Linked DNA regions of Homo sapiens: region 2 is linked to region 1. A link is an interaction called in ENCODE POLR2A ChIA-PET data of the cell type or tissue named here. Cell type or tissue: Panc1. All regions are shown on one strand. Links, peaks and the distances in the headings refer to the core of each region. The heading gives the core; the rest is flanking DNA. Region 1 holds the start of LOC105369983 (a long non-coding RNA gene). Region 2 holds the start of RPL6 (ribosomal protein L6).

What was found. ChIA-PET counts read pairs that join two places held together with the same protein. Peaks named below come from ENCODE experiments on the same cell type or tissue, not always from the same donor. Only the 100,000 strongest peaks of a DNase experiment are listed, where the experiment ranks them.
Region 2: POLR2A ChIA-PET joins it to region 1 with 13 read pairs; 2 of 35 experiments call an interaction of 5 or more read pairs at or near these places.

The regions. Positions count from the first base shown.
Region 1 is chr12:111,312,421-111,327,919 of GRCh38, reverse strand. It overlaps CUX2 (cut like homeobox 2), which reads right to left. Exons shown (of 22, transcript NM_015267.4): 17 at 7,145-7,908; 18 at 5,340-5,499. LOC105369983 (a long non-coding RNA gene) reads left to right here and starts at 7,758. Exons shown (of 4, transcript XR_945341.2): 1 at 7,758-7,847; 2 at 12,828-12,950. In Panc1, for the core only: no CTCF peak of the experiment used is centred there; no DNase peak of the experiment used is centred there.
Region 2 is chr12:112,409,383-112,424,881 of GRCh38, reverse strand. It overlaps RPL6 (ribosomal protein L6), which reads left to right and starts at 15,277. Exons shown (of 7, transcript NM_000970.6): 1 at 15,277-15,295. It overlaps PTPN11 (protein tyrosine phosphatase non-receptor type 11), which reads right to left and starts at 5,935. Exons shown (of 16, transcript NM_002834.5): 1 at 5,757-5,935. The coding sequence starts at 5,770. RefSeq lists silencers at 5,428-5,997, 5,709-6,060 and enhancers at 5,434-6,081, 6,048-6,307, 6,082-6,729, 6,730-7,378, 15,467-15,499. In Panc1, for the core only: no CTCF peak of the experiment used is centred there; no DNase peak of the experiment used is centred there; H3K4me3 peaks cover 409 bases; H3K27ac peaks cover 192 bases.

The sequences.
Region 1 (15,499 bases), core at 5,519-8,018:
GCTGATTTTTGTATTTTTGTAATTTTGTACAGAAGGGGTTTTGCCATGTTGGTCAGGCTGGTCTCAAACTCCTGACCTCAAGTGATCCGCCTGCTTTAGCCTCCCAAAGTCCTGGGACTACAGGTGTGACGCACTGTGCCTAGCCTTGGCTTCCTATTCTGGGAGAGCAGGGGACCCCGCCACCTCTACTCACATCCCTTCCCAGGCCGTGCATGGTCCCACCTCCTAGCCGCTGCCTGTGCCATTCCTTCCACAAGGAGCACCATTCTCCATCTTCTCTGCTTACCTCTATCCTACCTGTGGTCAAATCCTTCCATGACAATAAAATCTACAACCAAAACAATCAGACATTGGGGAAATGCAAATAAAAACTACAGTGAAATACCACTTACACACCCACCAGGATGGCTAGCGTCAACAAATGGGAGATAACCCATGTTGGTAAGGACCTGGAGAAACAGAAACCCTTTGAACTTCCTCAGTAAGTTAAACACAAGAGTTACCATATGATCTAGCCAACTGTACTCCTAGATATATGTTCGAAGAACTGAAAATGGGGGTTCAAACACAAATATGTACACAAATTTTCATAGGCGCATTATTCAAAATAGTCAAAATGGGGTCTATCCATACAATGGAATATCATTTAGCCATAAAAAAGGAAGGAAATTCTGATGCATACTACAGCCTGTATGAGCCTTGAAAACACGTTAACTGAAAGAAGCCAGCCACAGAAGGCCAAGTAGTACAGGATTCCATCTATATGAAACATTCAGAAGAGGCAAATCCAGACAGAAAGAAAGCGGAATTCCAGGAGCTGGGGGGAAGGAGGATGGGCAATGACTGCTGGATGGGTATGGGGTTCCTTTTTGGGGCGGTGGGAATATTCTGGAATTAGACAGAGGTGATGGTCACACGCATTGTGCATGTATTAGATCCACTGAATTGTATACTTCAAAAATGGTTTAAAAGGTACATTTTACGTTATGTGATTTTTGTTTGTTTGTTTCTTTGTTTGAGACAGAGTCTCACTCTGTCACCCAGGCTGCAGTGCAGTGGTGCCATCCGGCTCACTGCAACCTCTGCTTCCTGGGTTCAAGCGATCCTCTCGCCTTAGCCTCCCGAGTAGCTGGGATTACAGATGCGTGCTACCACACCCGGCTAATTTTTGTACTTTTAGGAGAGACGGGATTTCTCCATGTTGGCCAGGCTGGTCTCAAATTCCTGGGCTCAAGTGATCGGCCCGCCTCGGCCTCCCAAAGTGCTGGGATTACAGGTGTGAGCCACGGTGCCCAGCTGTTATGTGAATTTTACTACAGTAAAAAAGTTAGTTAAAACCTAACACCACAGACCAGGCGCAGTGGCTCACCACTCCAGCCTGGGTGACAGAGTGAGACTATGTCTCAAAAAACCAAAAACCAACCCCCTCCATCACCACAACACTATAAAACAAAACCAACCCCTACCCCACCACAAGACTATAAACAAAACCCACCCCTCCCCCAACACAACACTATAAACAAAACCCACCCCTCCCCCACAACACTATAAACAAAACCCACCCCTCCCCCACCACAACACTATAAACAAAACCCACCCCTCCCCCACCACAACACTATAAACAAAACCAACCCCTCCCCCAACACAACACTATAAACAAAACCCACCCCTCCCCCACCACAACACTATAAACAAAACCCACCCCTCCCCCACCACAACACTATAAACAAACCCACCCCTCCCCCACCACAACACTATAAACAAAACCAACCCCTCCCCATCACAACACTATAAACAAACCCACCCCTCCCCCACCCCAACACTATAAACAAAACCCACCCCTCCCCCACCCCAACACTATAAACAAAACCCACCCCTCCCCCACCACAACACTATAAACAAAACCCACCCCTCCCCCACCCCAACACTATAAACAAAACCCACCCCTCCCCCACCACAACACTATAAACAAAACCCACCCCTCCCCCAACACACTATAAACAAAACCCACCCCTCCCCCAACACACTATAAACAAAACCCACCCCTCCCCCAACACAACACTATAAACAAAACCCACCCCTCCCCCAACACAACACTATAAACAAAACCCACCCCTCCCCCACCACACTATAAACAAAACCCACCCCTCCCCCACCACAACACTATAAACAAAACCCACCCCTCCCCCAACACAACACTATAAACAAACCCACCCCTCCCCCACCACAACACTATAAACAAAACCCACCCCTCCCCCACCACAACACTATAAACAAAACCCACCCCTCCCCACCACAACACTATAAACAAAAAAGGATGGAAGTCTTTTCCCAGGTAGGCTCTGGGGTAGACACATTTCGGGACCCTAGGGGGCAGGAAGCCTGATGGCCCACAGCCCAGGGTGCTCATCCTAGGTCTGCCACTCACTGGATGATGGCCTTGGGCAAGTCACTGCACTACCATGCCCCTGGATTTCCTCATCTGTGAAATGGAAATGATAAACAGTCCCTTTGGTGGAGACTGACATGAAGATTACAGGACAAAGCACTTTGACCACTTGGTGCTATGTGTGGTAAGTGGCAGCGGTCATTAGCATTAGCATGGCTGCTTTTTTTTTTTTCTTTTGAGACGGAGTCTCGCTCTGTCGCCCAGGCTGGAGTGCAGTGACAGGATCTCGGCTCATTGCAAGCTCCGCCTCCCGGATTCACACCATTCTCCTGCCTCAGCCTCCTGAGTAGCTGGGACTACAGGCGCCTGCCACCACGCCCGGATAATTTTTTTTTTTTTTTTGTAATTTTAGTAGAGACGGGTTTCACCGAGTTAGCCAGGATGGTCTCAATCTCCTGACCTTGTGATCCGCCTGCCTCAGCCTCCCAAAGTGCTGGGATTACAGGCATGAGGCACCCCACCCGGCCAGCATGGCTGCTTTTAATCCTCGTTACAGCCTTATGGAGAGGAGTTTTTAAATCATTGTATTTATAAACTATTAAAAACATATAGAAATATACAGACAACAATATGTAAGTCCTCCCCTCCCTTCCACCCATCACCGTAATCGATGCTGACACTTCACCCCCGTCACTTCCAATCTTCCTTCTTGTTTTAAAGAAACAGGAAAGGGCCAGGTGCTGTGGCTCACGCCTGTAATCCCAGCACCTTGGGAGGCCAAGGTGGGTGGATCACCTGAGGTCAGGAGTTCAAGACCAGCCTGACCAACATGGAGAAACCCCGTCTCTACTAACAATACAAAATTAGCTGGGCATGGTGGCGCACGCCTGTAACCCCAGCTACTCGGGAGGCTGAGGCAGGAGAATCGCTTGAACCCGGGAGGCAGAGGTTGCAGTGAGCCGAGATCATGCCATTGCACTCCAGCCTGGGCAACAGAGCAAGACTCTGTCTCAAAACAAAAACAAAAACAAAACAAAACAAAAAAAAGAATAGGAAAGGAGCAGAGCAAAGTCACCACGCCCTGCCTCTTCCTGGCCCCCTCCCTGCCCAGTGCAACCTCCCTCCCCAGCTGGGGGGCTGCCTCCTTATGCATTTCTTTCTTTCTTTTTTTTTTTTTTTTGAGACAGAGTCTCACACTGTTGCCCAGGCTGGAGCGCAATGGTGAGGATCTCAGTTCAACTGCAACCTCTGCCTCCCAGGTCATGTGATTCTCCCGCTTCAGTCTCCTAAGCAGCTAAGATTACATGTGCACGCCACCATTTCCAGCTAATTTTTTGTATTTTTAGTAGAGACGGGGTTTCACCATGTTGGCCAGACTGGTCTCGAACTCCTGACTTTGTGATCCGCCCGCCTTGGCCTCCCAAAGTGCTGGGATTACAGGTGTGAGCCATCACACCCGGCCTATACATTTCATTTTATTAATTCTTTTAGAGATGGTCTCACTTGCCCAGTGCAGTGTGAGATGCACTGCAGTGGCATGATCATAGCTCACTGCAGCCTCGAACTTCTGGGCTTAAGCGATCCTCCTGCCTCACCCTTACAGGCACATGCTACCATACCCGGCTAATTTTTTATTTGTAGAGATGAGGTTTCGCCATGTTGCCAAGGCTGATTTCAAACTCCAGGCTTCAAGAGATCCTCCTGCCTTCACCTCCCAAAGTATTGGGATTACAGGCGTGAGCCACTGTGCTCGGCCTCCTTTTTTCTGAGACAAGGTCTTACTCTGTCACCCAAGCCGGAGTGCAGTGGGATGATCACAGCTCAAGTGATCCTCCTGCCTCAGCCTCCCGAGTAGCTGGGACCACAGGTACGTACCATTCCAACTGATTATTTTTATATTTTGTAGAGACACGGTCTCCCTCTATTGCCCAGGCTGATCTTGAACTCCTGGCTTCAAGAGATCCTCCAGCCTCAGCCTCCCAAAGTGCTGGGATTACAGGCGTGAGCCCCCATGCCTGTCCTCAGCCTCTTTTTAAATATTAATGCATAAGTCTGCAGCCATACAGCTACACCAGTGTGCAGTCTCATCCTGTAGGTGTTAGCTTCTATAGTAAGCACTGTCACTGGGATGGAGGCTTTTGTCACTTGACATTATGTTTCCAGTCCATATTCCTGTTGATATGGGCCTGCTGACCTGGCTCGTTTCTGTGAACCTGAGATATGGTTTTGTCCTATTGACAAGACTGAGCTCAGATCCTTGGACTCAGGGTCTGGCCTCCCCTGGTCTCTGCCCTTCTCAGTGGGCAGGTCTGATGTCCTCTCCTTGCAGTCACGTGCCCTCATTCCAGTGCAGGGCCCGGGTAGGTGCCTCACCAGGGCCCTGGCAGACTTATCCGCTGGTCCCCACAGTGGCAGGGAGCTGGGGCTCCCCCTAGCACTTCCGGACTCTGGGACTTTGGGCATCCCTCTGAGCCTCCGTTTCCTCACCCGGGCAAAGCTGACACTCCAGCCTGCTCGTGCTATCATGGGCAGCTGGGTGGCACTGCCCAAGGCCCTGTGCTAAGAAGGAGTCTGAGGCTGCACGCTAGGTCTTCAGGAAACAGAGCTGAGATCGATGAGCAATTCCAGATGTGGGACTCCACATGCAAAACACATTCTCCACCTGCTCTGAGCACCATGGAGCCACTTGGAGGCTTAAAGCCAGGACCCAGTGCATCAGGCGTGCAGCTTCTAGAAGCCTCCCTCTGGTTGGAGGAAGGAAGAAAGGGGAGCAGAGAAACCCCAGGACCCCCCGCCATGTTCCAGTGCAGCCATGACAGTGACTGGGATGAAAGCCAGGGCAGCAGGGAGGGAGAGATAGGTAGACTCGGGCAGTAAAGCCAGGCGGACATGCCACTGCGCAGGTGGGAAGTTTGCCAGCACCCCCTGAGATGCTCCTGCCCGCACTCACCCTGGGAGGCACCAGGCTGCTGGCCCACTGCCTGGCCGAGCTGGTCAGAGAGCCACAGCTGCATGCGGATGAAGGGCTCCCGCCCCTTCTGCGTCAGCTTGCTCCATGGCTTCGGCCGGGACAGCATGTCGCTCACGCTGCCCTGTGACAGGCCCAGCACCTGCGAGGGGCGGGCCAGGGGGGTAGGTCAGCAGGCCCCTGGGACATGGGCCTGGCCCTCACTCTCCTCCCCAACCTTTTTTTTTTTTTTTTTTTTTTTGAGGCAGAGTCTCGCTTTGTCTGTCGCCCAGGATGGAGTGCAGTGGCACCATCTCAGCTCACTGCAAACTCCGCCTCCCAGGTTCAAATGATTCTCCTGCCTCAGCCTCCTTAGTAGTTGGGACTTGTACCAGGCTGGTGCACGTCTGGCTAATTTTTGTATTTTTAGTAGAGATGGGGTTTTGCCACATTGGCCAGGCTGGTTTCGAACTCCTGACCTCAAGTGATCCACCCAACTCAGCCTCCCACAGTGTTGGGATTATAGGTGTGAGCCACCATGCCCAGCCTCCCATCCCCTCCCCTCCCCTCTGTTGGAGTCCAGGCGGCCTTCATTTGTTCCTCATAGGTGCCTGCCATGTGCTGTTGCTGTGCCCTTCCCCTCCAGTACCCTCCCTAATGTCCCTACATGTAAAAATCCTTCAGTGCCCCCCTCCTCCAGGAAGCCTTCCCTGACCTCCCACTTAAGTCATTTCTCCCTCCTCCGAGCTTGCCTGGCCCTTTGCCTATTCCCTTGCTAAAGGTAGAGGTGACACTTAAAACTGGCATTGCAGGGGCACCAACCAATCAGGAAACACTGAGGTCCCCTGGCTAGGGTGAGCTTTATTTAACCCTTTCTTTTTAAATTTTTATTTATTTTTGGGGGGATGAGGTCTTGCTCTGTTGCCCAGGCTGGAGTGCACTGGTGTGATCATGGCTCACTGTAGCCTCGACCACCTGGGTTCAAGCAATTCTCCCACCTCAGCCTCCTGAGTAGCTGTGCACCACCACACTTGGCTAATTTTTTTTATTTTGTAGAGATGGGGGTCTTGCTACATTGCCCAGGCTGATCCCAAACACTTTTTTTTTTTTCTTTTGAGATGGAGTATCGTTCTGTCACCCAGGCTGGAGCACAGTAGCGAGATCTTGGCTCGCTGCAACCCCTGCCTCCCAGGTTCAAGTGATGCTCCTGCCTCAGTCTCCTAAGTAGCCATGACTATACCGGCACAGGACACCAAGCCCAGCTAATTTTTATATTTTTAGTAGAGATGGGGTTTCACCATGTTGGCCAGGATGGTCTTGATCTCTTGATCTCATGATCTGCCCGCCTCAGCCTCCCAAAGTGCTGGGATTACAGGTGTGAGCCACCGTGCCCAGCTTAATTTTTGTATTTTTTAGTAGAGACGGGGTTTCACCACGTTGGCCAGGCTGGTCTCAAACTTCTGGGCTCAAGAGATCTTCCCACCTCCGTCTCCCAAAGTGCTGGGATTACAGGCGTGAGCCACCAAGTCCTGCCACTTAACCCTTTAGTGGCTGGACCTCAGGCGATCTGGAGGGGCCTGGAGGAGGGGAGTTAAGTGGCTGTTTGCTGGCCAGGATGGAAGCATTTCCTGGTTTTAACAACCACGGAGCAGAACAGTGGCCCTCCTTCCTGCGGGACCCAGGGACAGCAGGACTCAGGAATGAAGGGCCTGGGCCCCTGGGGTCCCGCCAGCCTGCTTGGGTGGGCATCCTACTTCTCCGACATCTTCTCCCAGAGCCCAGACACCGGGGGCCCGCCCTGCACTCACCTTCTCCCCGAAGATCCTCTGGCAGATGCCGTTCTTGGCCAGCTTCTCCTTGACCTGGCGGGTGAGCTCCAGCGTGTCTACCTCACGGTACATGTACAGCTCGTACTGCTCGGGGGTCAGCGGCGGCACGGTGGGCTTCAGGGTGCGCGGCACGTAGGCCGGGTAGTAGGGCAGCCGCGCGCCCGCCTCGGCCGTCGCGCCCTCAGCCTTGAGCTCGCCCGTCCTGGGGGGTTCGTCCTCCGCCCCTGCCGCCGCCTCGTCCTCGGGGGGCACAGGGGCCTCGTCCCCGCGGGGCCAGGCGCGGCCGTTGGGCTGGCCAGAGTAGCCAGAGGAGGAGGAGGAGGACAGCGAGGGCGACACGGAGGCGTAGGGGCGGCTGAGCAGGCCGCGGTCGGAGGCCCAGTGGTGGTCGAAGTAGCCGGCGTCGCCGATCTCGGACTTGACCTTGCGGATGATGCTCTGCACGAAGGCGGCGGGGGACAGGACCGGGAGCGGCGCCTGCGCGGGGCCCCCGCTGCCCTCCTCCTGCTTCACCAAGGCCGGGGCCCCGTTCTGGCTCGCGGTGGCCAGTGATGGCCGCTCCGGGGGCGAGGGGGGCACCGAGCGGCCCCTGGGCGCCACCTCCATCTCCAGCAGCGCCTGCTGTTGCGCCTGCATCTCACGGCGTGCCTGCTCCAGGATGCTCTTGATGGCGTCCTCCGAGGTGCTGGCGGGGGTCGTGCCGTTGGCGATGCTCAGCGGGGCCACCGAGGTCTTGGGCTCGCCTGCGGGGAGGGGGACAGGACGGCCCGAGGCCCAGGGTCAGGGCTCGGCATGCAGGGGACGATGTTCACAGCATCCCTGTTGATGCCAGCACGGTGTCCAGGCAACCTCTGTGTCCAGCAACTGGGGATTGGCTAACTAAATTATGATCCCTCCCTGTGGCAGAATATTAGGCAGCCACCCAAAATTCGGTTGACAGTGAGGTTTTGGCATATGCAGAGAACATGCTCATGCGGATAATGCAATGCAAACACAGACCTGACTTTTGTTTTGTTTTGTTTTGAGATGGAGTCTCACTCTGGTGCTCAGGATGGAGTGCAATGGCACGATCTCAGCTCACTGCAACCTCTGCCTCCCCACTTCCAGCAATTCTCCTACCTCAGCCTCCTGAGTAGCTGGGATTACAGGTGTGCACCACCATGCCCAGCTATTTAGCTTTAGTAGAGACAGGGTTTTGCCATGTTGGCCAGGCTGGTCTTGAACTCCTGAGCTCAAGTGATCTACACCTCAGCCTCCCAAAGTGCTGAGATGACAGGCATGAACCACAGTGCCCGGCCTGACCTGACTTTTACATAGGCAATGATCCAACCATGTAAATGTTCAAAGACAAAGAAAACACGAAGGCACAGAAAAGTGGCTTGTTCACTTGTTCTGTTTTAAAAAAAAAATTCTTTAAAAATATTTCTTTCCTTCCTCATTTCCCTTCCCTTTCTTCCTTCCTTTCTTTCATAGAGATGGGGTCTTGCCATGTTGCCCAGGCTGGTTTCAAACTCCTGGCTTCAAGTGATTCTCCTGCCTGGGCCTCCCAAAGTGCTGGGACTACAAGCATGTGCCACCATGCTCAGCTAATTTTTGTATTTTTTGTAGAGACGGGGTTTTGCCATATTGCCCAGGGTGGTCTCAAACTCCTGGGCTCAAGTGATCTGCCCTCCTCAGCCTCCCAAAGTGTAGAGATTACAGGCTCGAGCCACTGTGCCCAGCCCTTCACTTGTTCTAATAGCAATGAATCCAAATGCCCATGCAGAGAATGGATCAAAAACAGTGGGATGGGCCAGGCACAGTGACTCACACCTGTCATCCCAGCACTTTGGGAGGCTGAGGCAGTCAAATTGTCTGAGTTTAGGAGTTCGAGACCAGCCTGGGCAACATGGCAAAACTCAGTCTCTGCAAAAAATACAAAAATTAGCCAGGCGTGGTGGCTCACACCTGTACCTCAGGGTCTGAGTTGGGAGCATTGCTTGAGCCTGGGAATTCGAGGCTGCAGTGAACCAAGATTGCACTCCGACCTGGGTGACAGAATGAGACATCCATCTCTAGAAAAAAAAATAGTGGGATGATCACACAATGGAACACTATGCAGCAGTGAAAAAGGAAGTCCTTATGCAAAATCAGATATGAATCTTTTTTTTTTTTTAAAAAAAGAGATGTGGTCTTGCTATGCTTCCCAGGCTGGAGTGCAGTGGCTCGATCTCAGGTGCGATCATAGCTCTCTGTGGTCTCAAACTCCTGGGCTCAAGTGGTTCTCCTGCCTCAGCCTCCCGAGTAGCTAGGACTACAGGTATGAGCTACCGTGCCCTTTGTGTGAATCCTAATAACATAATATTGAGTGAAAAAAGCAGGTGAAGGCTGGGAGCAGTGGCTTATGCTTATAATCCCAGCACTTTGGGAGGGTGAGGCAGGAGGATTACTGGAGCCCAGGAGCTCAAGACCAGCCTAGGCTACAAAATGAGACCCTGACTCTACAAAAAAGTGAAAAAAAAAAAAAAAAGAAAAAAGAAAAAAAAATTAGCCAGGCATGGTGGTGTATGCCTACGGTCCCAGCTGAGGCAGGAGGATCACTTGATCCTGGGAGGTCGAGGTGGCAGTGAGCCATGTTTGCACCACTGCACTCCAGCCTGGGCAACAGAGTGAGAGCCTATCTCAAAAAACAACAACAATAACAACAACAACAACAACAAAAACAAGTCCAATAAGATGGCACTCAGTATCACGTTTTCTTTTTTCTTTTTTCTTTTTGACTGAGTCTTGTTCTGTTGCCCAGGCTGGAGTGCAGTGGCGTGATCTCAGCTCACCTCAACTTCTGCCTCCCAGGTTCAGGCAATTCTCTTGCCTCAGCCTCCCGAGTAGCTGGGATTACAGGCACTCGCCACCAGGCCTGGCTAATTTTTTTTTGTATTTTTAGTAGAGATCGGGTTTCACCATGTTAGCCAGGCTGGTCTCAAACTCCTGAGCTCAAATGATCTGCCCACCTTGGCCTCCTAAAGTGCTAGGATTACAGGTGTGAGCCACCGCGCCCGGTCGGTATCACATGTTTTCTATCAAGTTCCATAACAAATAACATAAACACTATATGATTTAGTGAAAAACCTTTTCTACAAATGGCAAACACAAAGGAACAACAGGACAAAATTTTAGGATGAAAGACATCTCTGGGAGAGGAAGGCAGGGGTGGGATGGGGAGGAAAATGCCAGATCTCAGTTATTGGGAATTTTCTAAATCTTGGGTTGGGCAATATGTTCCCAGAGGTTCATTCTGTCATTTACATGAGTGAACGAATGAATGAATGCATGAATATACACACACATATATACACATATATATATATGCACGTGTGTACACACATACACACAGACACCTGAGAGAAGGCCATGCAGGCGGCAGCCCTGAGAGTGTGTCATGAACCAAGGATAATAGATGGATCTGTGCCCTGAGGAATGACAATTAACCAGTAAATGAAAAGGTGCTTCCCTCTGCCCTCAGAGAAGCGTTCCCGACACCAGAGTCTCTCTAGCTCTGCAGAAAGCCAGATCAATGTAACCCCTTCTTCATTATCTCTGTGTAGCTTTCATCCTAGTGGGTCCTCTTAGACCCATTAAAAATAATTTTCATTGCTTTTCCAATTAAAAAGTAATATAGCAATGGAACATTATTTTGTCATAAAAAGGAATGAAGCACTAACAGGGGCTACAACAGGAATAAGCCTTACAAACATGGGGCTGAGTGAAAGAGGCCAGACGCAAGGTAGCACATATGATATGATTCCATTTACACAAAATGTGCAGAACAGGTCAATCCACAGAAACAGGATGCAGATCAGTGGTTTCCAGGGGCTGGGGGGAGAGTGGAAAGGAGAAGCACTGCTTAATGGGTATAGGGTTTCCTTCTGGGGTGATGAACATGTGTGAACTGGAGAGAGATGATGGTTGCATAACACTGACTATACTAACTACTACTGAATTGTACACTTTAAAATGGTTAATTTTGGCCGGGCGTGGTGGTTCACGTCTGTAATCCCAGCACTTTGGGAGACTGAGGCAGGCCGATCACTTGACCTCAGGAATTTGAAACCAGTCTGGCCAACGTGGTGAAACCCCGTCTCTACTAAAAATACAAAAATTAGCTGGGCGTGGTGGCACGCACCTGTAATCCCAGCTACTCAGGAGGCTGAGGCAGGAGAATTGCTTGAACCTGGGAAGTGGAGGTTGCAGTGAGCCGAGATCACACCACTGCACTCCAGCCTGGGCGACAGAGCTAAAGACTCTGTCAAAAAAAAAAAAAAAAAAGAAGTGCCGGGCGCGGTGGCTCAAGCGTGTAATCCCAGCATTTTGGGAGGTTGAGGCAGGCGGATCATCTGAGGTCAGGAGATTGAGACCAGCCTGACCAACACGGAGAAACCCCGTCTCTACTAAAAATTAAAAAAAAAAAAATTAACCGGGCGTGGTGGCACATGCCTGTAATCCCAGCTACTCGGGAGGCTGAGGCGGAATCACTTGAACCCAGGAGGCGGAGGTTGTGGTGAGCCGAGATTGCGCCACTGCACTCCAGTCTGGGCAACAAGAGCACAACTCTGTCTCAAAAAAAAAAAAAAAAGCTTAATTTTATGTTATGAGAATTTTACCTCGATTAAAAAAAACTCATACTTGCCTACTATGGGAGCACAGAGGAGCATGCAAAAAAAAGCACAAAAAGTCAAGATCAAAATGAAAGTCACCCTTACTGTCTCTTAGGAGCAACCACGTGAAATATTCTCATGTATTCCCTTCCAGTCTGTTTTCTAAACTACATGCATCGCATGATCATACTCGATATGTGGAAGTGTAGTCTGGTTTGTCCCCATTTAGTATCAACATGAGTGTTTTTTTTCTTTTTTTCTTTTTTGGAGACAGGGTCTTGGTATGTTGCCCAGGCTAGTCTCAAACTCCTGGGTTTAAGCGATCTTCCTGCCTCAGCCTCTCAAGTAGTTGGGACTACATGCATTTGCCACTATGCCCAGCTAAATTTTTTCTTTTTTTTTGAGACCGAGTCTTGCTCTGTTGCCCAGGCTGGAGTGCAATGGCGCGATCTCGGCTCACTGCAACCTCTGCTTTCCAGGTTCAAGTGGTTCTCCTGCCTCAGCCTCCTGAGTAGCTGGGATTACAGGTTCCTACTACCATGCCTGGCTAATTTTTGTATTTTTAGTAGAGATGGGGTTTTGCCATGTGGTCCAGGCTGGTCTCCAACTCCTGACCTCAAGTGATCCATCTGTCTTGGCCTTCCAAAGTGTTGGGATTATACAGGCGTGAGCCACTGTGCCCGGCCCCATTTTTTCTTATCATTAAAAGTTCTACCTTTAAGGGCTGCACATGCTGCTAAAGGGATATTATCTGCTTTACTTACCAGATCCCCCACTGCTGGACACTTAGGTTGTTTTGTTTCCAGTTTGTCACTCTTATGAACAATGATGGAACAGCTTATATATAAACCCCTGTCCCCATTCTGGACATTTCCTTCCAATCCCAGAAGTAGAACTCGTGATTGAGCAGTTAGTCACATTCATTTCCTCCCTGGCAGCGGCTCATGTGCCCACTGCTTAGCATTCATTTTTTTTGCCAGGGGTATGGGGCAATAACCTTTGTATTTTTCCTCTTGCTGAACTCCTAGACCCTGAATATAAGACTACTGGCTGGCCCATGGAGAGCAAACGTTTTCCTCTGCTGCGATGCTGTCTTTGACATTGCCCTGGTGCCTGCTTCCGACCCCCAGGAGAAAGTGCTGTATAAAGAGGTGAGAGACCTGGGGTTTCCCTCTGTCTCTGTGTAACTGAACTCATGTCTTCCCTCCCTAGCCTCAGTTGTCCTGTCGGTTTAGTGGGAGACTTTGGCTAGTTATTTCTTTTTCTATTATTTTTTTTTGAGACAGCATCTCACTCTCACCCAGGCTGGAGTGTAGTGATGAGATCTCGGCTCACTACAACCTCTGCCTCCTGGGCTCAGGTGATCCTCCTGCCTCAGCCTCTTGAGTAGCTGGGACCACAGGTGTGTGCCACCACACCTAGCTAATTTTTGTATTTTTAGAGGAGATGGGGTTTTTTTTTTTTTTTTTTTTTTTTTTTTTAGACTGAGTTTTGCTCTTGTTGCGCAGGCTGGAGTGTAGTGGTGTGATCTCCGCTTACTGCAACCTTTGCCTCCCAGGTTCAAGCAATTCTCCTGCCTCAGCCTCCAAATAGCTGGGATTACAGGCACCTACCACCATGCCCAGCCAATTTTTGTATTTTTAGCAGAGACGGGGTTTCACCATGTTGTCCAGGCTAGTCTCAAACTCCTGACCTCAGGTGATCTGCCCGCCTTGGCCTCGGCCTCCCAGAGGCCCAGATGAGAAGATGGTCTGGGCACGGTGGCTCACGCCTGTAATCCCAGCACTTTGGGAGCCGAGGCAGGTGGATCACGAGGTCAGGAGTTAGCTGCCACACCCAGCCCTGGCTAGTTATTTCTCATGGTTCTTTTCATCTCCATATCATGTCTCACCCATATCTGAAATCTGTGTCTAGACCACAGTAGGTGCTTAATAAATGTTTACTGCATAATTACATCCTTCTCTGTCTTGCATCTCTCTTGCTACTGGAACTGACCAAGAGGGAAATTAGGCTCAGGGGATTTTACAGGTGGGGCAGGGTAGCCGGGTAATCCCTTATCCCCTCACCCCTCCCGGGGACCAGGCAGGAGGGAGGGCCATTGATTGGGAAACATCTCGGCTCCTGGCGGCAACTGGAGGGATTCAGGACACCTGCTCGGAGCAGCCACCAGGGGGCAGCAGACACTGCAAAAATGGAAGAGGGCTTTGAAACCGGAGTCCAGGGTCTCAGTCAGTCTACGCTGTGCTGGGTGTGAGGATGGAACTCGGTCCCTGGCTGCAAGAAGCCCCCACAGCAGACGGAGGGACAGCCACACCAGCAGAGTCGTTTGTGACAGCGCAGAACTGCAACAGGGAGGTAATAATGATAATATTTGCTGTAATGATGGCTGATCTTTCAGGATTACACTGACCTCATTTGATCCTCACACAACCCTAAGAAAGGAAAACTAATACAGTCCCCATTTTTTTTTTTCTTTTTGAGATGGAGTTTTGCTTTTGTCACCCAGGCTGGAGTGCAGTGGTGTGATCTCGGCTCACTGTAAGCTCTGCCTCCTGTGGTCAAGAGATTCTCCTGCCTCAGCCTCCTGAGTAGCTGGGATTACAGGCGTGCGCCACCACGCCCAGCTAATTTTTTTGTATGTTTAGTAGAGACAGGGTTTCGCCATGTTGGGCAGGCTTGTCTCTAACTCCTGACCTCAGGTGATCCGCCCGCCTCGGCCTCCCACAGTCCCCATTTTAAAGATGAGAAGATGGGCGGGGCACGGTGGCTCACGCCTGTAATCCCAGCACTTTGGGAGGCCGAGGCAGGTGGATCACGAGGTCAGGAGTTCAAGAGCAGCCTGACCAACATGGTGAAACCCCATCTCTACTAAAAATACAAAAAAAAAAAAAATTAGCCAGGTGTGGTGGCGCGTGCGTGTAATCCCAGCTACTCAGGAGGCTGAGGCAGGAGAATTGCTTGAACCAAGGAGGTGGAGGTTGCAGTGAGCTGAGACTGCGCCACTGCACTCCAGCCTGGGTGACAGAGTGAGAATCTGTCTCAAACAAAGACGATGAAGGCACAAAGAGGCTAAGTAACTTGCCCAAGGTCACATAGCCAATAAACAGCAGAGCCAGAATTTGTGGCCAGTCCAGCTCCACTACACCAAGCAAACAGGTCACTGTGGTGGGGGTGGAGGGAAGCGGGTGCAGTGTCCAACCCATCTTCTTGCAGGAGGTGACTTCTGAGTTGAGTCATAGGTATGAGTAGGAGTTGGCCAGGTGAAAGGTGTCTGGGGTAAGGACAGCATCAGAGGCGCAGGGTGGAGTGCACGGCAGCTGGGCATGACTATGAACAGTTCATGTGACAGGCATGGAGGGGCCTGAAGACTGTAGGGCCTGTAGGCCTTGTCGAGTCTTGGGATATTTTTCTTTTTTTTTTTCTGACAGAGTCTTGCTTTGTCACCTAGGCTGGAGTGCAGTGGTGTGATCTCGGCTCACTGCAACCTCCGCCTCCCGGGTTCAAGCAATTCTCCTGCCTCAGCCTTCTAAGTAGCTGGGATTACAGGCACATATCACCATGCCCAGGTAATTTTGTATTTTTAGTAGAGATGGGGTTTTACCATGTTGGCCAGGCTGGTCTCGAACTCCTGATCTCAGGTGATCAGCCTGCCTTGGCTTCCCAAAGTGCTGGGATTACAGGCATGAGCCACTGCGCCTGG
Region 2 (15,499 bases), core at 6,480-8,979, 1.1 Mb before region 1:
CACACACACACACAATTAGCCTGACATGGTGGCGTGTGCCTGCAGTCCCAGCCACTCGGGAGGCTGAGGTGGGAGAATGCTTGAGCCTGGGAGGCAGAGGTTGCAGTGAGCTGAGGTCGTGAGCCTGGGTGACAGAGTAAGACCCCATCTCAAAAAAAAAAGTTGTTAAAGCAGCTTTTTATCCTTTTTTTCCAAGCAGCTTTTTAATGGCAGTGCATAGATATGTCTTTATAAATCACTATTTTCTCATGGAGTTTCATTGGTCAGCATCTCTGCTTTGATGACAAGGCAATAAACAAAAACTACCTCCAAAAAAGACTTTCCACAAACTACTTTTACCCAAGTTCAAAGCCTCTCTCATCACTTGTCTCATCTCCCTGAATCTACTCCTGCCTCCTACAATCCTTCCTTCACAGCAGCCAGAGAAATATTTTTAAATAGATCAGCTCATGCCACTCCCCCGATCACATCCTTCTATGATTTTGCATTGCTCTAAAAATACAATCTACACTCCTCTCCATGGTCCACATGACACTAAAGACATTAAGAATCCCTATGTGGTCTGCTCCCACCTACCTCCCACCTTCCCAGCCTCACAGCTCCCACACTTGCTCTCTCCTAGCCTTCAATCACTCCGAGATCTTCTCCCACTTCAGCACTTTTGCATGTGCTGTTTCCTAAAACCTGGAATACTCAATGCCTAGCACGGTACCTGGCACAGAGTTATCCCACCATAAATAATTCTTCAATGAATGGATAGATGTTTCATTAGAGTAGGCCAGTGGGATGATAAAAACTTGAACCATTATCTTTAAAATAGACATTGTAAAGGCCAGGTACAGTGGTTCACATCTGTAATCCTAGTACTTTGGAAGGCCGAGGCAGGCAGACAGCTTGAGCCCAGGAATTTGAGACCAGCCTGGGCAACAGAGCAAGACCCTAACTCTACAAAAAAATAGAAAAATTGGACAAGTTTGATGCCACGTGCCTGTAGTCAGTCCCAGCTACTCAGGAGGCTGAGATGGGAGGATCACTTGAGCCCAGGAGGTCGAGGCTGCAGTGAGCCAAGATTATGCCACTGCAGTCTCCAGCCTGGGCAACAGGGTAAGACCCTGTCTCAAAAAAAAAAAAAAAAAAAAAAGACATTGTATGTGTGTATATACATGTATGTGTAGACAGATATACATATTACAGAAACACATACAATGTGTATTTGTGTTTATATGAGTATACAAATATACATATATACACATACATTCTAAACAGTATATTCTATACCAATACATTTCAAATTTCAGGCTTGTGTGGTAGCTCATGCCTATAATCCCAGCACTTTGGAAGGCCAAGGTGGGCAGATCACTTGAGGCCAGGAGTTCAAGACCGGCCTGGCCAACATGGTGAAACCCCATCCCTACTAAAAATATAAAAATTAGCCAGACATGGTGGCACGCACCTGTAATCCCAGCTACTCAGGAGACTGAGGCACAAGAATTGTTTGAACCCAAGAGGTGGAGGTTGCAGTGAGCCAATATTGTATCACTGCACTCCAGCCTGGGTGACTGAGTAAGACTCTATTTCAAAAAAAAAAAATTTCAAATTTCATTTTGGTACTAGCTTTATCAAATTCATTTGATGCTGGCATAAAAGTCTGTCTCCCTCTCTAAATTCAGTGCTCCTCGCGAACATGGATAGTATTTTTCCTATTTCAGTGTTGTCAAAGAGCGTCACATATACACATTTGCTCAAGGCACAAAGTCCTCCAAAATTCATAGTAATGAACTGGGCTGCATTTTAGGGCATCTGAATCCATTTCAGGGTCTCCAATCCTTGGTTGGGGTCCACAACTCCCAGAGACCTTGCCAACATCACTTTTTGCCTCTTTCTTCCTTAAAAACATTGGCGTTGGATGGCAAGTACTGTCTGTGTTTCCCAGAGGGAAGGGGAATAAGCTGAGTTTCTCTATTGTTCTGTGGCTGCCTAACAAAGTACACCACGGCCTGCTAGGACAATTACAAACATGAGTTGGCTCTGCTTTTCCAGCATCATGTGCCACTCATAACAGTCTCCACATTGACCATGGACACGAGGGGTAAGTCATCTTAGCAGTGGCCTCTGCACTTGAGCAACTCTAACCAAAAACTTGGCCTTACATCAGGACCTAACGTTAATAAAGACATCCCAGTTTCCACTGCAAAGACACAGAACTGTTATTTTTCAGCAAGGCAAGTTTATTTACTCCCGCAGGAGATAAACAAACGTGGCCACCAGGGAGAGCCCAGGACAAAATGTACTTGACCTGCAAGAGATAAACCAAAAGCCTCCAGTCTCAGAACAAGCTCAATTTTCTGCCCCTCTCAGCTCATCGTCGCGTATGGATTTCAGAGCAACAAAAACAGATGTAAAGGAGGTACCACATGCTGAAGGAAGAGTTGGAAAATACAGGCAGCTTTGTTGGTTTCACAAAGGCAGAAAAGGGCAGAGAAGCAACCTCAAAATCTAAATCCAGTACTATCACTGCTACATGATCAAGGGAGGAGTCACTTAATTGCTGAATGCCTTAGTTTTCCTACCTATGATGCTGAGAGATATCAGTACATTGAATATACTTACATTTTAATTACTGGATGCATATAAAAGCCGAACCCAAGAGGAGTTATTTTGATAATTAAGCAAAACAAAATTCAGACTACTAATTGTCATTCAGGTGTCAGCTCACACGATCACCTTCTCTAAACCACCTATCAAAACTAACTGCATTCTCCCATCCTCACATTTCTGTGGGATTTTTTCCCTCCTAGAATTTATTACTACCTGAAATTGCCCTATTTAGTCATGTGTTTGTCTGCTCTCTCTCAGCCATGAAAATAGCAATATTTTCCTATCTTACTGCTTTATCCTGCCTGGCTCATTAACTTCCTGTTGAATGAATTAATACTAGGTTAAAGTAATTTGAAGGCGGGACGCAATAGCTCATGCCTGTAATCCCAGCACTTTGGGAGGCCGAGGCAGGAAGATCGCTTGAGCCCGGGAGTTTGAGACCAGCCTGGCCAACATGGCAAAACCCTGTCTCTATAAAAAAATACAAAAATTAGCCGGGTGTGGTGGTGCACACCTGTAGCCCCAGTAACCGGAAAGCTGAGGAGGGGGGATGGATTGAGCCTAGGAAAACAAGGCTGCAGTGATTGCACCACTGCACTCCAGCCTGGGCAACAAAGTGAGACCCTATCTCAAAAAAACACAATAATAACAATAATAATAAAATTCTAGGGCTGGGCAGGGTGTCTCATGCCTATAATCCCAACACTTCAGGAGGCCAAGGTGAGAGGATCACTTGAACCCAGGAGTTTGAGACTGCCCTGGGCAACACAGTGAGACCCCATCTCTATTCAAACAATTTTAAAATTTTTAAAAATAAAATTCTAGGAAATGCAAACTAATACATAGTGACAGAAAGCAGAATAGTGGCTGCCTAAGAACAAAGGAAGGATTATAAAGAACATAAGGCAAAATTACCAGGGGTGATAGATGTGTTCATTATCTTGACTATGGTGGTGGTTTCCCAAGTGTATATGTATGTCAAAACTGATCAAATTGTACATTTAAATATATGCAATTAATTGCATGTCATTTATACCTCATTAAGGCTGGTTAACAAATAAAACAGGCTTATAATCCAAAAAATAATGAATCATTCAAAATTATGTGTATTATGTTCATAACCCGGCTTTTTGGGTGGTGCATAATACCAGGGCTGGAGGGGAGAAGGAATTACTCCATTTCAAACTGTCATCTTTACCACTTGCTACTTTGACTATGCCCACACTTCTATGCTTCTAAATGAACAAACTGGACAATGTAGGGTCTATTACTACCCAGACCTTTTCCCAACCCCCAGCCCCGTCTGATGTCTCCTAAAGCAGCAGATCCTTACTTGTCTGGAAGAGCAGACACCAGGAACAAAAGGCTCAATGACTATTTGACAGATTAAAGAATAGACAACTGTTTATTTAAAAGCTCCCTAAAGAATTAGAACATTTGAGGCTATACACTGTTCTGTTGAAATGCAGTTATATATTACCCAGATCTGTAAGCACTTGCCAACCGACCTGTCCAAGTCACTCACTTCCTACGAGTTCTCAGTTTTCTTTTTCTCCCCTTTTTAAATTCCAGATCCATGTATGAATAACATGCCAGGTGTGTTTGGAGGAGACATTCCTAATATTTTGAAAAATCTCATTCAGGCTGGGTACGGTGGCTCACGCCTGTAATTCCAGCACTTTGGGAGGCCAAGGCGGGCGGATCACGAGGTCAGGAGTTTGAGACCAGCCTGGCCAACATAGTGAAACCCTGTCTCTACTAAAAATACAAAAATTAGCCGGGCATAGTGGTGCGCCTGTAGTCCTAGTTACTTGGGAGGCTGAGGCAGGAGAATCGCTTGAACCTAGGAGGCGGAGATTGTGGTGAGCCGAGATTGCGCCACTGCACTCCAGCCTGGGCAACAGAGTGAGCCTCCGTCTCCAAAAAAAAAAAGAAAAAAAGAAAAGAAAATCTCATTCAAATAGCCTCAATAGCTTGAATCGTTTTTTAAATGTCTGAGACAGTGACCATAATTGAACAATCATGGAAAAGAATAGACAATGGGTCTTAAGTGTGAGTGGTATATAGAGTGACTATACAAAATAGCAGGATCACTATCTGAAAACAACAGGTCACACTACTGTTTGACAACAAAATTAAGGCTTACAAATGGTTAGCAATAGTTACAAAATAATAGAAGCAACATAGTGATTAAAAGTAGGGATTCTGTCTCCACCACCTACTAGCTGTGAGGTTAGGCAATTTACTTAACCTCTGAAACTCGGTTTACTCATCTTTACAATGGGGATAATAGTAGCCATCTGATAGGGCTGTGGTCAGAACTAAGCAAATGTTAGCTATTAGTAGTAGTATTACCCTGACCTTTCAAAGGATCTCATTAACTCACTAATCCTCCTAAGTTTCAAATCTTGTCATTTACTAGCATGTTGCTTCTGGGCCTCGGTTTCCTCATCCATAAAACGGGTACCAGTAAAGTGACCTGACTGTTAAGGTTGCAGTGAAGGATTAAATAACGAGATGCGGCTCCCTTCCTTTCCATCTCCCAAAGCGAAGATCGCAGAGGAAGGAAATACTTCTAGTGGCTGCAGATACAGTCAGTTTTTCCATTTCTGGCACGTGAGGGGTAGGAGGAAAAGAAGACACAAAGAGGCATATAAAAGGGTCAGGGGTCCTGCGTGAAGTCCCCAAATGCACGAAAGTGGCACAGTGAGCCAGAACGACTAGACCACTGGGGGCCCGGCCCCGCGCAACTCCCCTCTCGTGTCCCAAGGAGCCTCCCCAAGTGAGCAGGGTTATTTCGGAATCACCATGAGGCAATTCTCATGAGGCAATGGGTCAGGAATGCGGCGCTGAGCCTGGCCGCTGGCACCCGTGGTTCCCTCGGCGGCTCTACCTGCCCCGGGCCTGACGGGCATCCCCGGGGCTGCCGCAGCCGGAACTCGGGGAGGCAGGAAATGAATGGGGACCCGAGGGGTGGGGGCGCGGTGGGGCCGGCCCCCGGCCCCTGGAGGGCGAGGGGACGAGGAGGGAACCGGCCCCCAACCCCGACCCGGGGCGGGAGCCCGAAGCCCGGCCGGGGCGCCCCCTTCCGGACGGGGCTAACCGAACGCGGCGGTGGCCGGGCCGAGGCCCGCGCCGGGCCCCTCGGGGCTCCTCACCTCCGCGATGTCATGTTCCTCCCGCCCTCCGGCTCCGCGACGGACCCGCTCCTTGCTCAGGCTCCGCTGGGCTCGGTCACATCGGGCTGGCCCGAGGGAGGCCCGCTCGGGACCGGACGCGGGGCAGAGCCAGCCGGCCGCGCACAGACCCCCCTCCAGGCCTGGGGATCCCGGAGACTGTGCAGCTGCCCCCCGGCCCGGCTCGCTCCTCCTCCGCCCCCGCCCTTCGCCGCCGTCGCCCCCGTGATGTCACCGCTCGCGACGCCCGCCGCCACTTCCTGCTTCCCGTCAGCGGAGGACCGAGCGACGGCCGGGAATGGCAGCGCGGGGGCTCCGCGGAGGCGCCACGCACAGTGTCCAAAGCATCCTTGCTTCCTCCTGGAAACCGCGGCCGCCAGGTGTGAGCTGCGCGCTCCGCGTCTACGCCACCGACCCGTCCGGGCCCGCTGCCACATCGATTTCATTCATTTCGTTCCACAAATCGCCGCTCCACTCATTAGCTGTGGAACCTTGGGGAAATTACCTACTGTCTCCGAGCCTCGGTTTCCTCCATTCTTTTCTTTCTGTAAGATAAAGATAGTAGGCTGGGCGCGGTGGTTCACGCCCGTAATCCCAACACTTTGGGAGGCTGCGGCAAGAGGTTCGCTTAAGCCAAGGAGTTCGAGGCCAGCCTGGGCAAAAAAGCAAGACCTCATCTCTACAAAAAATGCAAAAAACTAACCGGGCGTGGAGGCTGCGGCGGGAAGATAACTTAAGCCCGAGAAGTCGGGGCTGCAGTGAGTCGTGATCACGCCACTGCACTACACCCTGAGCGACAGGGCAAGACACTGCCTAAAAAAATAATAATAGGCTGGGCGCGGTGGCTCACGCCTGTAATCCCAGCACTTTGGGAGGCCGAGGTGGGCGGATCACGAGGTCAAGAGATCGAGACCATCCTGGCCAACATGGTGAAACCCCGTCTCCACTAAAAATTCAAGAATTAGCCTGGCGTGGTGGGGGGCGCCTGTAGTCCCAGCTGCTTGGGAGTCTGAAGCAGGAGAATCGCTTGAACCCGGGAGGCAGAGGTTGCATTGAGCCGAGATCGCGCCACTGCACTCCAGCCTGGCAATAGAGCGAGACTCCGTCTCAAAATAATAATAATAATTACAATAAATACTACTTTGGGGTGGGAGCGGTGGCACACGCCTGAAATCCCAGCACTTCCCTTTGGGAGGCTGAGGCGGGCGAATCGCTTGAGTCCAGGAGTTGGGAACCAGCCCGGGCAAAATAGTGAAATCCCATCTCTACAAAAAATACAAAAATTAGCCGGGCGTGGTGGCGCGCGCCTGTAGTCCCAGCTACTCGGGAGGCTGAGGTGAGAGGATTGCTTGAGCCTGGAAGGTCGAGGCTGCTGAAAGCCGAGATCGCGCCACTGCACTCAGGCCAGGTATGGTGGCTCACGCCTTCATCCCAGAACTTTGGGAGGCTGAGGCAGGAGGATTGCTTGAGCCTAGGAGTTCAAGACCAGCCTGGGCAACATGGTGCGACCATGTCTCTTAAAAAAAAAAAAAAAAAAAAAAAAAAAAGCCGGGCCGGGTGGTACGGAAGTATTACTTTGGACACTCTGTGAAGCTCGAGCAAGAGAGCAAGGCCAGAAACAGAGAAGCCAGTCAAAATACGGAATACTATAGTATTCTGGTCTGGGAATAATGGTAGCTCAGACCAGATTGAGAAGAGTAGAGCTTTTACTTGATTGATGCGCATATGACTCATTGAAGGCTACAGATCTAGCTGAGCGTGGTGGCTCACGCCTGTAATCCCAGCACTTTGGGAGGCCAAGGAGAGCAGATCACTTGAGGTCAGGAGTTCAAGACCAGCCTGGCCAACATGGTGAGACCCCGTCTCAACTAAAAATACAAAGATTAGTCGGGCTTGGTGGCGCACACCTGTAGTCCCAGCTACTCCGGAGGCTGAGGTGGGAGAATTGCTTGAACCGGACAGGCAGAGGTTGCAGTGAGCCCAGACTGCACCACTGCGCTCCAGCCTGGGTGACAGGGTGAGACTCTTTCTCAAAAATAAATAAATAAAGGCTACAGATCTAGTGAATGGCAGAGCCATAAGTTTAACCCATATCTGTATAGCTCCAAAATCCTCATTTTTTTAATGCTTGCCCATTTCATTCATATACAAGTGAGTCTCATACTGTGTGCTAACTGCTTCAGCATCATGTGCTCCTTACAAAGATCACCTTTAATATATGCCAATTTAATTCACATAAGAGCCATTTAACAAGCAGTTGTCCCTCTCCCTAAATCCTGGCCAGCTAGATGACAAGCTACATTTTAACTGATCTCAGGCCTGCAGGCCTAAACTTCCTAATCCAATCTCCACATAGTAGCCAGAGTAATCTAAACTACAAAACTAGGCGGGTCACTCGGGGCGCGGTAGCTCATGCCTGTAATCCCAGCACTTTGGGAGGCCAAGGCAGGTGGATCACCTGAGGTCAGGAGTTTGAGGCCAGTCTGGCCAACATGGTGAACCCTCGTCTCTACTAAAAATACAATTAACTGTGGCCAAGTGCGGTGGCTTACACCTGTAATCCCAGCACTTTGGGAGGCCAAGGTGGGTGGATCACCTGAGGTCAGGAGTTTGAGACCAGCCTGGCCAACATGGTCAAACACAATCTCTACTAAAAATACAAAATTTAGGGCTGGGCGCGGTGGCTCACGCCTGTAATCCCAGCACTTTGGGAGGCTGAGGCGGGCGGATCACGAGGTCAGGAGATCGAGACCATCCTGGCTAACACAGTGAAACCCCATCTCTACTAAAAATACAAAAGATTAGCTGGGCGTGGTGGTGGGCACCTGTAGTCCCAGCTGCTCGGGAGGCTGAGGCAGGAGAATGGCGTGAACCCAGGAGGTGGAGCTTGCAGTGAGCCAAGATCACACCACTGCACTCCAGCCTGGGCAACAGAGCGAGACTCTGTCTCAAAAAAAAAAAAAAAAAAAAAAAATACAAAATTTAGCTGGGTGCAGTGGCAGGCACCTGTAGTCCCAGCTACTCAGGAGGCTGAGGCAAGAGAATTGCTTGAACCCAGGAAGTGGTGCTTGCAGTGAGCCAAGATTGCGCCACTGCACTCCCACCTGGGCGTCGGAGCGAGACTCCATCTCAAAAAAAAAAAAAAAAAAAACTGCAAAACTAGTCACTCCCTACATTGAATTCACCAATGGCTTCTCCTTGATTTTAGAATGAAGTCCAAAAAAAAAAAAAAAAGGTTTATCCCCCTGGATGTGGTGGCTCACCTCTGTAATCCCAGTGTTTTGGGACTCCTAGGTGGGAGGATTTCTTGAGCCCAAAGAGTTCAAGAACAGCCTGGGCAACAGAGTAAGACCCCTGTCCCTACAAAAAAAAAAAAGTTTTTTGTTTTGTTTGAGTTGGAGTCTCATTCTGTTACCCAGGCTGGAGTGCAGTGGCGCAATCCCGGCTCACTGCAAACTCCACCTCCCAGATTCAAGCAATTCTCCTGCCTGAGCCTCCCAAGTAGCTGGGATTACAGGCACGCACAACCATGCCCAGCTAATTTTTTTTGTATCTTTAGTAGAGACAGGGTTTCGCCATGTTGGCCAGGCTGGTCTCCAACTCCTGACCTCAAGTGATCCACCCACCTCAGCCTCCCAAAGTGCTGGGATTACAGGCGTGAGCCACCATGCCCGGCCCAAAAAAAAGTTTAAAAAAATTTTTTTAGACCCAAGGTCTTGCTATGTTGCCCAGGCTGGCCTTGAACTCCTGGCCTCAAGCAGTCCTCCCACTTTGACCTCCCAAGGCCTTGGATTTACAGGCGTGAGCCAATGCACCAGAGTTTTTTTAACTCTGGTCCCCAATCACTTCACCACCCCGTCTCCCCACTACTCGCTTCATTCTCTATGACCCAGCCATGCTGAATGACTTTCAGCTCCCCTCAATATGCCATATTCTTTCCCAGCGTAGAGCCTTTTAACAATCTGCTTTCTTTCCCCAGAGGGTTCTTCCTGACTGTCCTCCACATCAACTCTATGCCTCTGATCTCAGGCTAGGAGCCACTTCCTCTGGAATACAAGCCTCACCCGATTCTCTAGTGCAGGTCAGATGGTCACCAAGACACCTATCCTTAGAACCTAACATGCTACACTATAAATCTAAGAGCCGTATCATATAGGAAGCATCCAATTAAGTTTTGTGGGTTTTTTTTGTTTTGTTTTTTTTTTTAGACAGTCTCACTCTGTCTCCCAGGCTGGAGTGCAGTGGCGTGATCTCGACTCACTGCAAGCACCGCCTCCTGGGTTCACGCCATTCTCTTGCCTCAGCCTCCCAAGTAGCTGGGACTACAGGTACCTGCCACCACGCCCGGCTAATTTTTTGTATTTTTTTAGTAGAGACAGGGTTTCACCGCATTAGCCAGGATGGTCTTGATCTCCTGACCTCGTGATCCACCCGACTCGGCCTCCCAAAGTGCTGGAATTACAGGCGTGAGCCACGGCGCCTGGCTGCCAATTAAGTTCTTGATCTAGCTGCCTGGGTGTCTATAAGCAAGTCATTTGACTCCTCTGTGTCTGTTTCCTTCTCTGCAAAGTAGGAATCAAAATCCTACCATAGGATAGGTTTGTGAAATACTCAGAACAGTGTCTGGCAAAGTCAGCACTTGATAAAAGCTGGCTATCATTTGTCTCTTTTCCAAAGTAAACTATTAGCTCTTTGAGTGCAGGAACTACTACCTTCCTAGTGTTTCCTATATTCTGCACACTCTGCAGCTAGAATGAATAATCTTTTAAAAATACAAATCTAATCACGTCACTCCCCTCCCCTGTTGTATGAAGGAGGTTCAAACCCTCTAGCATTAAGTTGAACTCCTTCCCTTAGCACATCAGTCCGTTCTAGATATGGCCTGTGCCAACACCCTCACATAATCTAGCAGTTTCTAAAGGCTTCTAGCTGTTTCTTGCATCCCTGTCTTCCAAAATTTAGTTCCTACTGCCTGGAATACTCTTCAAACCCTTCTCCACCTGGAAAACAGTCATGCAAGGTTAAACTCCAACTTAAGCAGCTCCTCCAGAAAACATTCTTTCACTTTTTGAGAATAAAAGAGAGACTCCTTTCCTATGCTCCTGGGGCTGCCTCTTCATGCTTCTATCAGCACCTAACACATTTCAACATCATTGTGGGTTCTGTCATTGTTGTTCTGTGTCTTTCTTTAGATTATGATCTCCTTTTAAGACAAAGTCATTGTCTTCCTTTTTTTTTTTTTTTAATACAGACAGGGTTTTGCCATGTTACCCAGATTGGTCTAAAACCCCTGGGCTCAAACAATCATCCTGCCTCCGCCTCCCAAAGTGCTAGGATTACAGGCATGAGCTACCATGTCCGGCCGGTCTTCCCATCTTTATATGCCTGGAGTAGTGCCTGGCATATTCATTTATATGGCCGGGCATGGTAGCTAACAGGAGGATCTCTTGAGACAGGAGTTTGAGACCAGACTGGCAGCCTGGGCAACATAGCAAAAACAAAACAAAACAAAACAAAACAAAAAAACCTCAATCTGAATTATTTTATTATTATTATTTATTTACTTTTTAAGATGGAGTCTTCACTCTGTCGCCCAGGCTGGAGTGCAGTGGCACAATCTCGGCTCACTGCAAACTCTGCCTTCCGGGTTCACACCATTCTCCTGCCTCAGCCTCCCGAGTAGCTGGGACTACAGGCACCCGCCACCATGCCCGGCTAATTTTTTTGTATTTTTTAGTAGAGACGGGGTTTCGCCGTGTTAGCCAGGATGGTCTCGATCTCCTGACTTCGTGATCCACCTGCCTTGGCTTCCCAAAGTGCTGGGATTACAGGCGTGAGCCACCGCACCCGGCCAACTCCATCTTAATTTTAAAAAGATATATTCATTTAGAGATTAATTCAGATAATAGCCATTACTTTATTTGAATTTCTTTCTCAATTACAAAAGCAATACAAGTTCCTTGCAACAAACTAAATAACAAACAGTAATTTTCTCTGTTCCTTGATGCATACGTACTCCATATCCCAATCCCCAGCAGTGTTAATGGTTTGGTGTATGTCTTTCCACACTTTATACATATACAAACACACAAACTCATCCCATACACAGGCTCACACACATACATAACACATATAAAGATATTTTTCTATTTATTTATTTATTTATTTATTTATTTATTTATTTGAGACAGAGTCTCACTGTGTGGCCCAGGCTGGAGTGCAGTGGCACAATCTCGGCTCACTGCAACCTCTGCCTCCCGGGTTCAAGTGATTCTCGTGCCTCAGCCTCCCAAGTAGCTGGAATTACAGGCATGCACCACCATGCCTGGCTAATTTTTGTATTTTTAGCAGAGATGGGGTTTCACCATGTTGGCCAGGCTTTAAAAGATTTACTGCCTAACAAACAAACAAAAAATACAGCTGAGGCAACATTGTGAGACCCTGTCTCTACAAAAAATGTAAAAAAATTAGCCAGGTATGGTGGTGTGCACTGTACTCCCAGCTACTCAGGGGGCTGAGGTGGGAGGATTGCTTGAACCCAGGAGGTCAAGGCTGCAGTGAGCCATGATCTCACCTTGCATTCCAGCCTGGGCGACAGAGCGAGACTCTGTCTCCAAAAAAAAAAAAAAATTAGGCTGGGCGAGGTGGCTCACGCCTGTAATCCCAGCACTTTGGGAGGCCGAGGTGAGCAGATCACCTGAGGTCAGGAGTTCAAAACCAGCCTGGCCAACATGGTGAAATCCTGTCTCCAATAAAAACACAAAAAATTGGCCGGGCAAGGTGGCTCAGGCCTGTAATCCCAGCACTTTGGGAGGTCGAGGCGGGCAGATCACGAGGTCAGGAGATCGAGACCATCCTGGCTAACACAGTGAAACCCCACCTCTACTAAAAATACAAAAAATTAGTCAGGCATGGTGGCGGGCGCCTGTAGTCCCAGCTACTCGGGAGGCTGAGGCAGGAGAATGGCGTGAACCCGGGAGGCGAAGGTTGCAGTGAGCCGAGATCATGCCACCGCGCTCCAGCCTGGGCAAAAGAGCAAGACTCTGTTTCAAAAAAAAAAATTAGCCAGGTGTGGTAGCGGGCACCTGTAATCCCAGCTACTCAAGAGGCTGAGGCAGGAGAATGGCTTGAACCCAGGAGGCAGAGGTTGCAGTGAGCCAAGATCACGGCACTGCACTCCAGCCTGGGCGACAGAGCAAGACTCCATCTCAGAAAAAAAAAAAAAAGATTAAGTGTCTGCAAAAATGTCTGCTTTGTGATTAAAGTGCTGCACAAATTTCAGAGAATTTTATATATGGCAAAACTAAACTTAATAAAAACATTTACTTTATAACTAACATGGTATTTTGCCCAACTAATGAATTGTAAATTTTGCAATACCGCAACAAAACACAAGAGGGGGTTCATCTACGTTTTTATTTTAATGACAGGTCATTCAACACATATTTTGGGGCGTTCACTAGGTGAAATTATCTGAGATTGCCAGCAATTTTGAGGGGCCCACGTAAGCAACTGTGCATCTCATTCATTCATTGTGGTACATTTTCTGCAGTTGAAGTTTCTAAGAGGTGCTTTGCTGAGGAAGCTAAACAAATAAAGCTGCTGACATTCCCATTCTCAAAAAAAAGGGCAGTGTTCATCTGATCATTGTATTTGTATCCTCAGTGAATCAGAACCAGAAAAAGGCTAAATGATTCCCAGAGACACAGCCATGAAGCAGGTGGTTTCGATCTGAAAAAATCAAGGTGAAAAGCTCTAGCAACCAGAAAGAAACGAATGGAGGAAAATGGAAAACGCAAGCTAGAAGGTATTACAAATGTGTACATGTTGGCTTAAGGGCTTTGAAGCAGTAAAGAACTATCACATATACTGTGTTGTGTATTTTGTAAAAGATAATAAATATTCTTATTTTTAATTCTAACATGAGCAAAACTCTCATGCATCTTCATTAATCATCTCTTTAATCTTGCAGCCTAATGGTTAAGAGTGCAATCTTTGGAATCAGATCTATGCTGTGAGCAAGTTACTTAATGTCCTTGAGACTCAGTTTCCTCATAATAGTATCATTCACAGGTTGTTGGGAGAATTAAATGAAATAAAGCAAGGCACATTGTATGCAATATTGCCTATTATCTCCCATGCATAAACTTTAGCAGAATACTTGACAACAACTAGGATGTTGATGATCAGATGATTGTAGTGGTGATGGTGACAATAACAAGAGCTAACAGTTCGCCAGGTGCGGTGGCTCACGCCTGTAATCCTAGCACTTTGGGAGGCTGAGGCGGGTGGATTACTTGAGGTCAGGAGTTCAAAACCAGCTTGGCCATCATGGTGAAACTCTGTCTCTACTAAAAATACAAAAAATTAGCTGGGCATGGTGGTGTGCGCCTGTAATCCCTGCTACTTGGGAGGCTGAGGCAGGAGAATCACTTGAACCCAGGAGGCAGAGGTTGCCGTGAGCCAAGATCGTGCCACCACACTCCAGCCTGGGTGACAGAGCGAGACTCCATCTCAAAAAAAAAAAAAAAAAAAAAAAAAAAAAAAAAAAAAGAGCTAACACTTATGTAGCATTTACCATCCATCAAATAATCAAATATGCTTCTCAGTACTGTTGTATATATTATTTAATGTTCCCAACATCCTTATGAAGTAAGTTACTATTGTTATCCTCACTTTAATTTTTTTTTACTTTTTTTAAGACAGAGTCTCATTCTGTAGGCCAGGCCGGAGGACGGGAATGAGAAAGGCCATGTACAAGAGGAAGTAGTCAGCCGCTAAATCCAAGGTAAGGGAAGAGGGGACCACTGACCTAATCTCAAGTGACAAGATTAGAGTTCACTGCACTGCAGCCCAGACCTCCAAGACTCAAGTGATCCTCCCGCCTTAGCCTCCCGAATAGCTGGGACTACAGGCACTAACAACCACACTCGGCTAATTTTTTTTCTTTTTTTCTTTTTTTTGTTGTTGTTATTGTTTTGAGACTGAGTCTGGCTCTATTTCCCAGGCTGGAGTGCGGTGGCACGCAGTGGCACGATCTTTGGAGTGCTGGGATTACAGGCGTGAGCCACCGTGTCCGGCCCTTTTTTTTTTTTTTTTCTTTTTTGAGAATCTTGCTCTGTTGCCTAGAGCGCAGTGTCGCGATCTTGGCTCACTGCAATCTCCACCTCCAGATTCAAGTGATTCTCCTGCCTCCGCGCCTCGACTGGCTGTCATTACAGACACGCACCACCCACGCCCGGCTACCTTTTGTATTTTTAGTAGAGACGGGATTTCACCATGTTGGCCAGGCTGGTCTCGAACTGCCAACCTCAGAGGATCCTCCTGCCTCGGCCTCCCAAAGGGCTGGGATTACAGGCGTGAGCCACCGCACCCGGCCTAGGATTTACTACTTTTTTCTTAACGGGGAAATACTACATTCCCCATGATGCCCCAGATCCGGAAGGAAGTGAGACTCGCACTTCCCATGATTGCTTATAGACCGGAAGCCGGGACCTTAATTCTCTTTCCCATCTTGCAAGGTAAGAATCGCGGGCCTGTCTGCAAGACTTGAGTTCAGGACTCCCAATCCTTCGCCATCCGAACCTGGAGGGCATCCAGTCGACACCTACAGGGGTCGGACATGTCCAAGGCTAACTGAGAGGCCTTCCAGACGCTTCATTTTTGTTGTTTGGGTTTGCGGCAGGGCACAAAGAGGGTGAGGTAGAATGCCGTAGTGGCTCCCT